Linked DNA regions of Homo sapiens: region 1 is linked to region 2. A link is an interaction called in ENCODE POLR2A ChIA-PET data of the cell type or tissue named here. Cell type or tissue: A673. All regions are shown on one strand. Each heading gives the region's core, and the rest is flanking DNA. Links, peaks and the distances in the headings are about the cores only. Region 1 has its middle 14 kb from the start of MCM6. Region 2 overlaps CXCR4 (C-X-C motif chemokine receptor 4).

What was found. ChIA-PET counts read pairs that join two places held together with the same protein. Peaks named below come from ENCODE experiments on the same cell type or tissue, not always from the same donor. Only the 100,000 strongest peaks of a DNase experiment are listed, where the experiment ranks them.
Region 1: POLR2A ChIA-PET joins it to region 2 with 6 read pairs; 3 of 35 experiments call an interaction of 5 or more read pairs at or near these places.

The regions. Positions count from the first base shown.
Region 1 is chr2:135,888,688-135,893,086 of GRCh38, reverse strand. No RefSeq gene overlaps it. Among named protein-coding and RNA genes, the nearest start is that of MCM6, 14 kb to the right of the region's middle. In A673, for the core only: no CTCF peak of the experiment used is centred there; no DNase peak of the experiment used is centred there.
Region 2 is chr2:136,111,075-136,115,466 of GRCh38, reverse strand. CXCR4 (C-X-C motif chemokine receptor 4) reads left to right here. Exons shown (of 2, transcript NM_003467.3): 2 at 1-1,118. The coding sequence ends at 598. Among named protein-coding and RNA genes, the nearest start is that of CXCR4, 4.9 kb to the left of the region's middle. In A673, for the core only: no CTCF peak of the experiment used is centred there; a DNase peak (open chromatin) is centred at 2,296; H3K27me3 peaks cover 4,000 bases.

The DNA of each region.
Region 1 (4,399 bases), core at 188-4,187, 220 kb after region 2:
GGCTTTGGTCATTGGAAAACACCAACAGATCAAATGGAGGGAGAAGAGAAAGGTCAGGATATTTATTTTCTTTCTTTGCTGGACCACATTCTAGCCACAGCTACTTTCCTCTCCTGAAGGCCACAGCCTCCACTCTACCAGTACCCCTGCTTCTTAGACCCCACTAGCTGCTCCCTCTCTGCTCCTTCAGACCTAAAGGTGGTAGTAGCTTCCTGTGGTTGCTGGCTCTAGGGTACTTCACCAATCCTTTCTGTTTCCTTTAAAGCTTCCCAAATCTTTATGGCTTCTTTACATAACTTTTCAAGCATATTTTGTTTGAGTGTGCCATATGTTTCTGACCGACCCTGACCTAGATAACATATCATACTGCTCAGGGAAATTTATATGCACATATCCAAATAGTATATGCATTCGGAGTCTGAAAGGATGCAAGCAGTAACATTTTTAACCAATTTGCTTTTTCCCATCTGTTTGTAAAAGTAGATTACATATATTGATGGATTATTTGGGCTTCAAAATAGTTATTCATTTTTCTAATTTAGTCAAATCTATTATAGAAATTTCCAAATTAACTATTCTACCTTTTTTTTTTTTGAGACGGAGCTTCACTCTTGTTGCCCAGGCTGGAGTGCAATGGTGCAATCTCGGCTCACTGCAACCTCCACCTTCCGGGTTCAAGTGATTCTCCTGCCTCAGCCTCCCAAGTAGTTGGGATTACAGGCATGTGCCACCATGCCTGGCTAATTTTGTATTTCTAGTAGAAACAGAGTTTCTCCATGTTGGTCAGGCTCATCTCGAACTCCCAACCTCAGGTGATCTGCCCACCTCAGCCTCCAGCCAACTATTCTACTTTTTAACATATTCAGTCAGATCTATATTTGAATGAGTGTTCTTGTAAGTCTGTTCTAACAAAGAAGAGCAGATCATGCAGCAATTCATATTTAAAAATTGCTAGCCAGGCGCGGTGGCTCACGCCTATAATCCCAACACTTTGAGAGGCCGAAGCAGGAGGATCGCTTGAGGTCAGGAGCTCAAGACTAGCCTGGGCAATGTAGCAAGACCCTGTCTCTACCAAAAATAAAAAAAATTTAGCTGGGCATGGTGGCACATGCTTGTAGTCCCAGCTACTCAGGAGGCTGAGGCAGGAGGATTGCTTGATCCCAGGAGTTCAAGGCAGCAGTAAGCTGACTCCAGCTGGGGCAACAGAGCAAGACCTTGTCTCTTAAAAAATGAAAAAGAGAAAGAAATTGCTGATCAGAGACAAGTTTCTGGAAGTAAATAAGATTAGCTGTTGTCTTCTTTCTTAGCGTAACTCAGAACCTGCTTTCTTTTGTAACAGACTCCCACATCTGGACTGTCACTGGGTCCAATTTGGGAGAGCTAACATTTCCACTTTGCAAGAAAACAGCCAACATCCACACTCAGCTTTAGTGCTGCTGACTGGTTATTGGCCACAGCCTCCACATAGCAAACTTAACATTTGCTTCAGAATGAGACTCAGTTGATTTTTTTACTTATGAGAAGCATTAAAATGCTAATTCTGAAATTCCTTTGTGTTCTTAGTATTGTCACCAGAATATTCAACGAGGCAAGCAAACATGGTGGGGCTAAACACATATACAAAATGGCTTTTGAAAATGCCTATGTAGATTTATCATTTGAAATGCTAAAGGTTCTGGGGTGTTTTTTTTTTTATTTTTATTTTTATTTTAAGGTGATAGGAAAGTAAAACATTTCTTGGATGTTTTTGAAGAAACCTATCATAAAAGAGCACCCTAAAGGAAGATTTGTTTACTGGAATTCCTTGCCTTTGCCTTTAAAAGTCTACCATTTCTACAGCGATAGCTGTAGAATGCACTCCACTGGTTTCACGTTTGTGAATTGTACTAGGCCATTTTTGCGTTGCTATAAAGGAATACCCGAGACTGGGTGATTTATAAAGAAAAGAGAACTAATTGGTTCATGGTTGTAATGAAGGCTGTAAGGAAGCATGTTGCCAGCATCTGCTTCTGGTGAGGGCCTCAGGAAACTGACAATCACGGTGGAAGGCAAAGGGGAAGCAGGCACATGACATGGGAGGAAGAGAGGACAGAGATGCCACACACTTAACCAGATCTCACATGAACTCAGAGTGAGAACTCACTCATCAGCAAGGCGATGGTGCTAAACCATTCATGAGGGATCTGCTTCCATGATCCAAACACCTTCCACCAGGCCCCACCTCCCACACTAGGAATTACGTCTCAACATGAGATTTGAAGGGGACAAATACCCAAGCCATATCATGACTGAAGAGAGATTTATTCGATAAATAACATTTTTACGGTGCCTCACTTTTTATAAGACATTCAAAAAGTGTTATAATAATAATAACTTCTTGGTTTCTTTGCACTTCCCAAGTCTGGAATACATGGAACTAATAACTAACTATCGAACAGAACCTTCAAACAACACTGCTCTGACCCATCTACATGGAGTGCTGTCAGTTTTGAGCTGTGCCTAGCACAGGAGAGGGCTCTAAAGCAGTTCCAGGCTATGGTTCAAGCAGCAAATCCTATGCTACTAAAGGTATCTGTGGTAGGAAATGATGCCATGTAGAGTTTATAGGAGGCCCCAGTAGGAGAATCACAACATAGACCTCCTAGGTTCTGGAGTAAGACTATGCCATCTGCAGCAGAGAACTATACACCATTCAGAAAAGAGACCCTGGCTGGCTACAGGGCCCTGGTGGAGATAGAGTACCTAATTATAGGACATCAAGTGACTGTGCAGCCAGATCTTCCCATTGTGTGCTGGATTCTTTCAGATTCACCAAGTTACAAGGGCTAAAAGCATCCTAGGATAATAGTTGCCGGCTGGGCACAGCAGCTCACGCCTGTAATCCCAGCAATTTGGGAGGCTGAGGTGGACGGATCACTTGAAGTCAGGAGTTCGAGATCAGCCTGGCCAACATGGCGAAACCCTGTTTCTACTAAAAATACAAAACAATTAGCTGGGCATGGTGGCACACGCCTGTGGTCCCAGCTACTTCGGAAACGGAGGCATGAGAATCAATTGAACCTGGGAAGTGGATGTTACAGTGAGCAGAGATCTCACCACTGCACTCCAGCCTGGGTGACAGAGCAAGACTCTCACACACAAAAAAAATATACGCACACACACACACACATGTGTAGTAGTTGGACACTTGGGATTGGGCACGAGTAGAAGGACCCAAGTAAGTTGGATAATAATCAGGACTCTCAGAGTTTCATGTCATCACCACTGTTGGGTCTGTTCTCTTCCTCAGCTCAAACTTATGGTCATGTTTGGAGTTGGAGGAAGAGGGGAAAAGGGAACCTCCCTTGAGACCAGCTGGCAGAGGATGAAAAGAGCCATGTTTGTTTCACGGTTGGGCTGACTTGGTAAGAGGCTGCTACTATTATACTACAACCACTTAAGGGTGGCCTTGAAAGACATAAAATCTTTCCAATGGGCAGTGCCTCTGGTTATATATTTTGTATGGAATGGGAAGTGGCCCAAGGTAAGAACAACACACATACATTTGTGGACATTAGTGAATGGCTAGGCTGATTAGTCAGGGGCCTGGAAAGAGAAAGATTGGAAGTTTAGGGGCAAGGAGGCTTGACCAAAAATCATATGGGTGGAACTACAGAAATAGGAACAAAATGTAAAGATCTTAGTATCATATGTTAACACTCACCAGAGAATATCCACCATGGAATTCTGGTGGACAGAATGACTTGACCATTTGACGTCAACCTGCCTCTGTCATCAGTCACTGCAAGTCTAGTACAACAGTCTAATGAAAGTAGGCAGGTGGCAGGGATGGAGGCTATGGACCCAACGTGGGTTCCCACTCACTGAGACTGATCTAGTTTCTCTCACTGCCAAATGTCCTATTGTGTCCGGAATTTATTCCTTTTGGTGGGTTCTCGGTCTCACTGACTTCAAGAATGAAGCCGTGGACCTTTGCGGTGAGTGTTACAGCTCTTAAAGATGGTGTGTCCGGAGTTTGTTCCTTCAGATGTGCCCCGAGTTTCTTCCTTACAGTGGGTTTGTAGTCTCGCTGACTTCAAGAATGAAGCTGCAGACCTTCATGGTGAGTGTCACAGCTCTTAAAGGTGGTGCGGACCCAAAGAGTGAGCAGCAGGAAGATTTATTGTGAAGAGAGAAAGAACAAAGCTTCCACAGCATGGAAGGCGACCTGAACAGTTGCCACTGGCTCAGATGGCCAGCTTTTATTCCCTTATTTGGCCCCGCCCACGTCCTGCTGATTGGTCCATTTTACAGAGCACTGATTGGTCCATTTTACAGAGTGCTGATTGGTGCATTTACAATCCTCCAGCTAGATAGAAAAGTTCTCCAAGTCCCCACTTGACCCAGGAAGTCCCACTGG
Region 2 (4,392 bases), core at 1-4,000:
GGTGGTCTATGTTGGCGTCTGGATCCCTGCCCTCCTGCTGACTATTCCCGACTTCATCTTTGCCAACGTCAGTGAGGCAGATGACAGATATATCTGTGACCGCTTCTACCCCAATGACTTGTGGGTGGTTGTGTTCCAGTTTCAGCACATCATGGTTGGCCTTATCCTGCCTGGTATTGTCATCCTGTCCTGCTATTGCATTATCATCTCCAAGCTGTCACACTCCAAGGGCCACCAGAAGCGCAAGGCCCTCAAGACCACAGTCATCCTCATCCTGGCTTTCTTCGCCTGTTGGCTGCCTTACTACATTGGGATCAGCATCGACTCCTTCATCCTCCTGGAAATCATCAAGCAAGGGTGTGAGTTTGAGAACACTGTGCACAAGTGGATTTCCATCACCGAGGCCCTAGCTTTCTTCCACTGTTGTCTGAACCCCATCCTCTATGCTTTCCTTGGAGCCAAATTTAAAACCTCTGCCCAGCACGCACTCACCTCTGTGAGCAGAGGGTCCAGCCTCAAGATCCTCTCCAAAGGAAAGCGAGGTGGACATTCATCTGTTTCCACTGAGTCTGAGTCTTCAAGTTTTCACTCCAGCTAACACAGATGTAAAAGACTTTTTTTTATACGATAAATAACTTTTTTTTAAGTTACACATTTTTCAGATATAAAAGACTGACCAATATTGTACAGTTTTTATTGCTTGTTGGATTTTTGTCTTGTGTTTCTTTAGTTTTTGTGAAGTTTAATTGACTTATTTATATAAATTTTTTTTGTTTCATATTGATGTGTGTCTAGGCAGGACCTGTGGCCAAGTTCTTAGTTGCTGTATGTCTCGTGGTAGGACTGTAGAAAAGGGAACTGAACATTCCAGAGCGTGTAGTGAATCACGTAAAGCTAGAAATGATCCCCAGCTGTTTATGCATAGATAATCTCTCCATTCCCGTGGAACGTTTTTCCTGTTCTTAAGACGTGATTTTGCTGTAGAAGATGGCACTTATAACCAAAGCCCAAAGTGGTATAGAAATGCTGGTTTTTCAGTTTTCAGGAGTGGGTTGATTTCAGCACCTACAGTGTACAGTCTTGTATTAAGTTGTTAATAAAAGTACATGTTAAACTTACTTAGTGTTATGTTCTGATTTCTGTTGACATTCTTTTGGCTAGTAGAAGACAAAAGTAATACATTTATGGTATGCAAAGCACTATCCTAGGTATTTCATTGTAATATTTTACTTACCCCTTATCACAACTCTGATAGATTCTGCTTCTGTTACTAATTACATTTTATAGAAGAGGAAACGGAGGCACAGAAAGCCTAAGTAACTTGGTTAAAGGCATGTAGTAAGTATCAAATCCTGTATTTTAAACCAGGTAACATGACTTAACGAATCTGAAGCCTTCACCACTTTAAATTCAAATGGAAGTTTAGAAATGGCCAGCCAGCACCTATTTGTATGAAAGGTCATCTTTCAGAGGATAAGCATGTATAAAGAAGAAAAGGTATGCAGTCGTGTTTGGATTTTACTCCACCATCCACTTGTGAAACCCAGGTCTGTGCAATGCCAGACGGTGTGTGCTTTCCTCATCCAGTATCCTCAGTGTAGATAACCATCACTCCCTTTTCACAGACAAGAGAACTGAGATTCAGAGACTTTCCATACATTGCACTTTCAAGGGGGCAAAGCCAAGAACTAATTCTGTTTATTGTTCCAGCTCTTGCTCTTAACTCTTACCTACTATTGCCCTTCAGAACACCTGGGCATAAGTCAACTGAACTGCTAATAAAGAAAGCCAAAAGTGAATGTTTTCTTCATAAAATTAACCATGACCAAAATACTCCTCTTGTAATATCTTCTATGCAAATCTCAACACTTTTATTCTTAAACTATCGCAACACCTAGCACCTCCTCAAGGACTCAGCCAAGCAGCTACAAGTTAATACTGATATTTGTTAGAGTCAGAAGGAAGGTCCACTGAAGCAAGCTCCCTGTTGCTCACATTTTGCACAAGATTTTGGAGACTTATGTAACCACCCGTTGCTATTAACACGACCATTGTGCAAGCCCCAGGCTCTTGAGTAAATTTCAGCTTTGGTTTCTATTTAAAGATAATTTCTAAACTCTAGCCATACCTACCTCACATTGGAACACAAACAGGGTACACTCCAGGCATGCACTCAGATAATAAGTAGGATATAATTACGACAATATTTGGTCTACTTTTAGTAATTGTTTCTGGCACAGAAAATCCATTTTGGAGGAAAAATTGCAATGCCTTATCTTTCTGAGGCAAATCACATTTGTTCAAGGCAAATTATAGATCCTGTGAAGGGAAATAACTTAATTACTTAAAATAGAATCCAATTTGGCTGTACATTTTTGCTGCCGTCTATGGATCTGGGGTAATTCAAAGTGGTATTCATATTCTACTTGAGGACACAATTAGATTTCAGATAGGAAATTATCTTGAGGTTTCTTGGTTTTCCCTGAGAAGCCTAATTGGATCACCCTTCATTTAAGCATAGTTTTACATGCACTCTCTCAAAGGCTTAGTCTTAAAGCCACAACCATTGAGACAGACTTCACTTGAACCCTCTCTATAAATATTTATTCTCCGGGAGACAATAGAAGAAATCCTTGGAAGGCATGCTTTTTCTTTCTCATCTTGGCTTGAAACCTCCTTACCCCAGATTCCTCTCCTTTACCGTGGAGTCACAACAAAAGGAACTGAGCCAAAACAAAATTCCCAGTGTCACCAGTCTTAATGGATATTTCATTCTCCCTTGGAACAAAGATGGAATAGCTTTTTTTCCAAAAGAAAAACAAGCCTTGGCTCTCTCCCTGCCCCAAAAGGGTGCCCCCCACCCCCATCATTCTCTGTCCCAACCCTGCCATGTTAGAGCGTCTCCAAAGCCTTCCCTGTGTCGTGGTTTGTCTGACAATGTGGGGAAACCCAGTCTGCTGGCCAGCCCTTGCATGAAGTAGCTGATTGTTCCCTCTCCTCATCCCTTATGAATGGGGCCCTTGAAGTTCAGTCATGTAGATTCAGTTGTATAATGAAAGCTAAAATATTTAAATTGTATGCATGCTGCCAATAACAGCATACATCTGACATCTAACTTATTAATAACATTAAGCCTGCAACTAGGGGGGAAAGTGGATGTTTTCTCTTGCAAAGCCTTTGTTTTCCTAAAATGACACTTGAAAATTTATCTCCCCCTACTGCAGGCTTCCCAGCCCCCTTTTATAATTATGCTTAAATTAAAATAATGATTCTGGGATACTCTTTTGGGGAGATACCCTACAGGCTTTATTTTAATAATTGAACTAAGTGTTTGTGACTTTCTCCTAGATATTGTCAAATATTAAATAAAGGCTCCATAAACAATTGAGCTGTCTTATTCCCAGATAATACCCATTTAGGAGGGGCAAGGATCCCTGGAGACAAAATTTAGATTACTTTGGAAAATAATCAAGGCATCCCCGACACCTAGAAATGCAGAAATGCAACCTTGCAGCCTGGCATCGTAGGAATTTGCTCCACCCACGTTGAGGAAGTCTCACCCATGGCTGCCAGTGTGACTTAGCCAGTCAGTGCTGGAGAGATCCGCAAGCAGCCACAGATAGCATTCCCATGGACACAGCCTCAGAGGGAGGCTGGTGCCTTAGGGGCCGATAAAATAGTTGAAATGAATTCTTTAAACACAATGGTCATCAACCGGGGGCAACTGGCCCAACAGGGAACATTTGGTAAGGTCTGGAAACATTTGGGGTCATCATACTGAGGAAGTAGGGGGCGCGGGGAGGAGTAGTAGACAAGGTGCTAGTGGCATCTAGTGGGGAGGGGCCAGGGATATTGCTAGACATCCTACAATACACAGGACAGCCCCCACAACAAAATGATCTGGCCCAAAATGTCAGTAATGCTCAAAGTTGAGAATCCCTTTTTTAAGGTGATAGTAATAATCGAAATAAGGATATAGCCAACCAGTATAATTCTCTGAAATAGTATGAATCCATAAAAAGCTTGGTATTTGCTATGGTCTGAATGTGTCCTCTCAAAATTCTCATGTTGAAATCCTAACCCTCAAGGTGATGGTATTAAGAGATAGGGTCTTCGGGAGATGATTAGGTCATAAGCATGCAGCCCTCACAATTTGTAATGCCTTTATAAAAGAGATCCCAGAAATCTAGCTAGCCCCTTCTGTCGTATAAGGAAACAGCTAGAAGGTGCCATCTATGAACCAGAAAGTGGGCCTTCACCAGACACAAAATTTGCTGGTGTCTTGATCTTGGACTTCCAAGCCTTCAGAACTGTGAGACATAAGTTTATGTTATTTACATGCCAGCCAGTCTATGGTATTTCATTATAGTAGCCAGAACCGACTAAGACAGT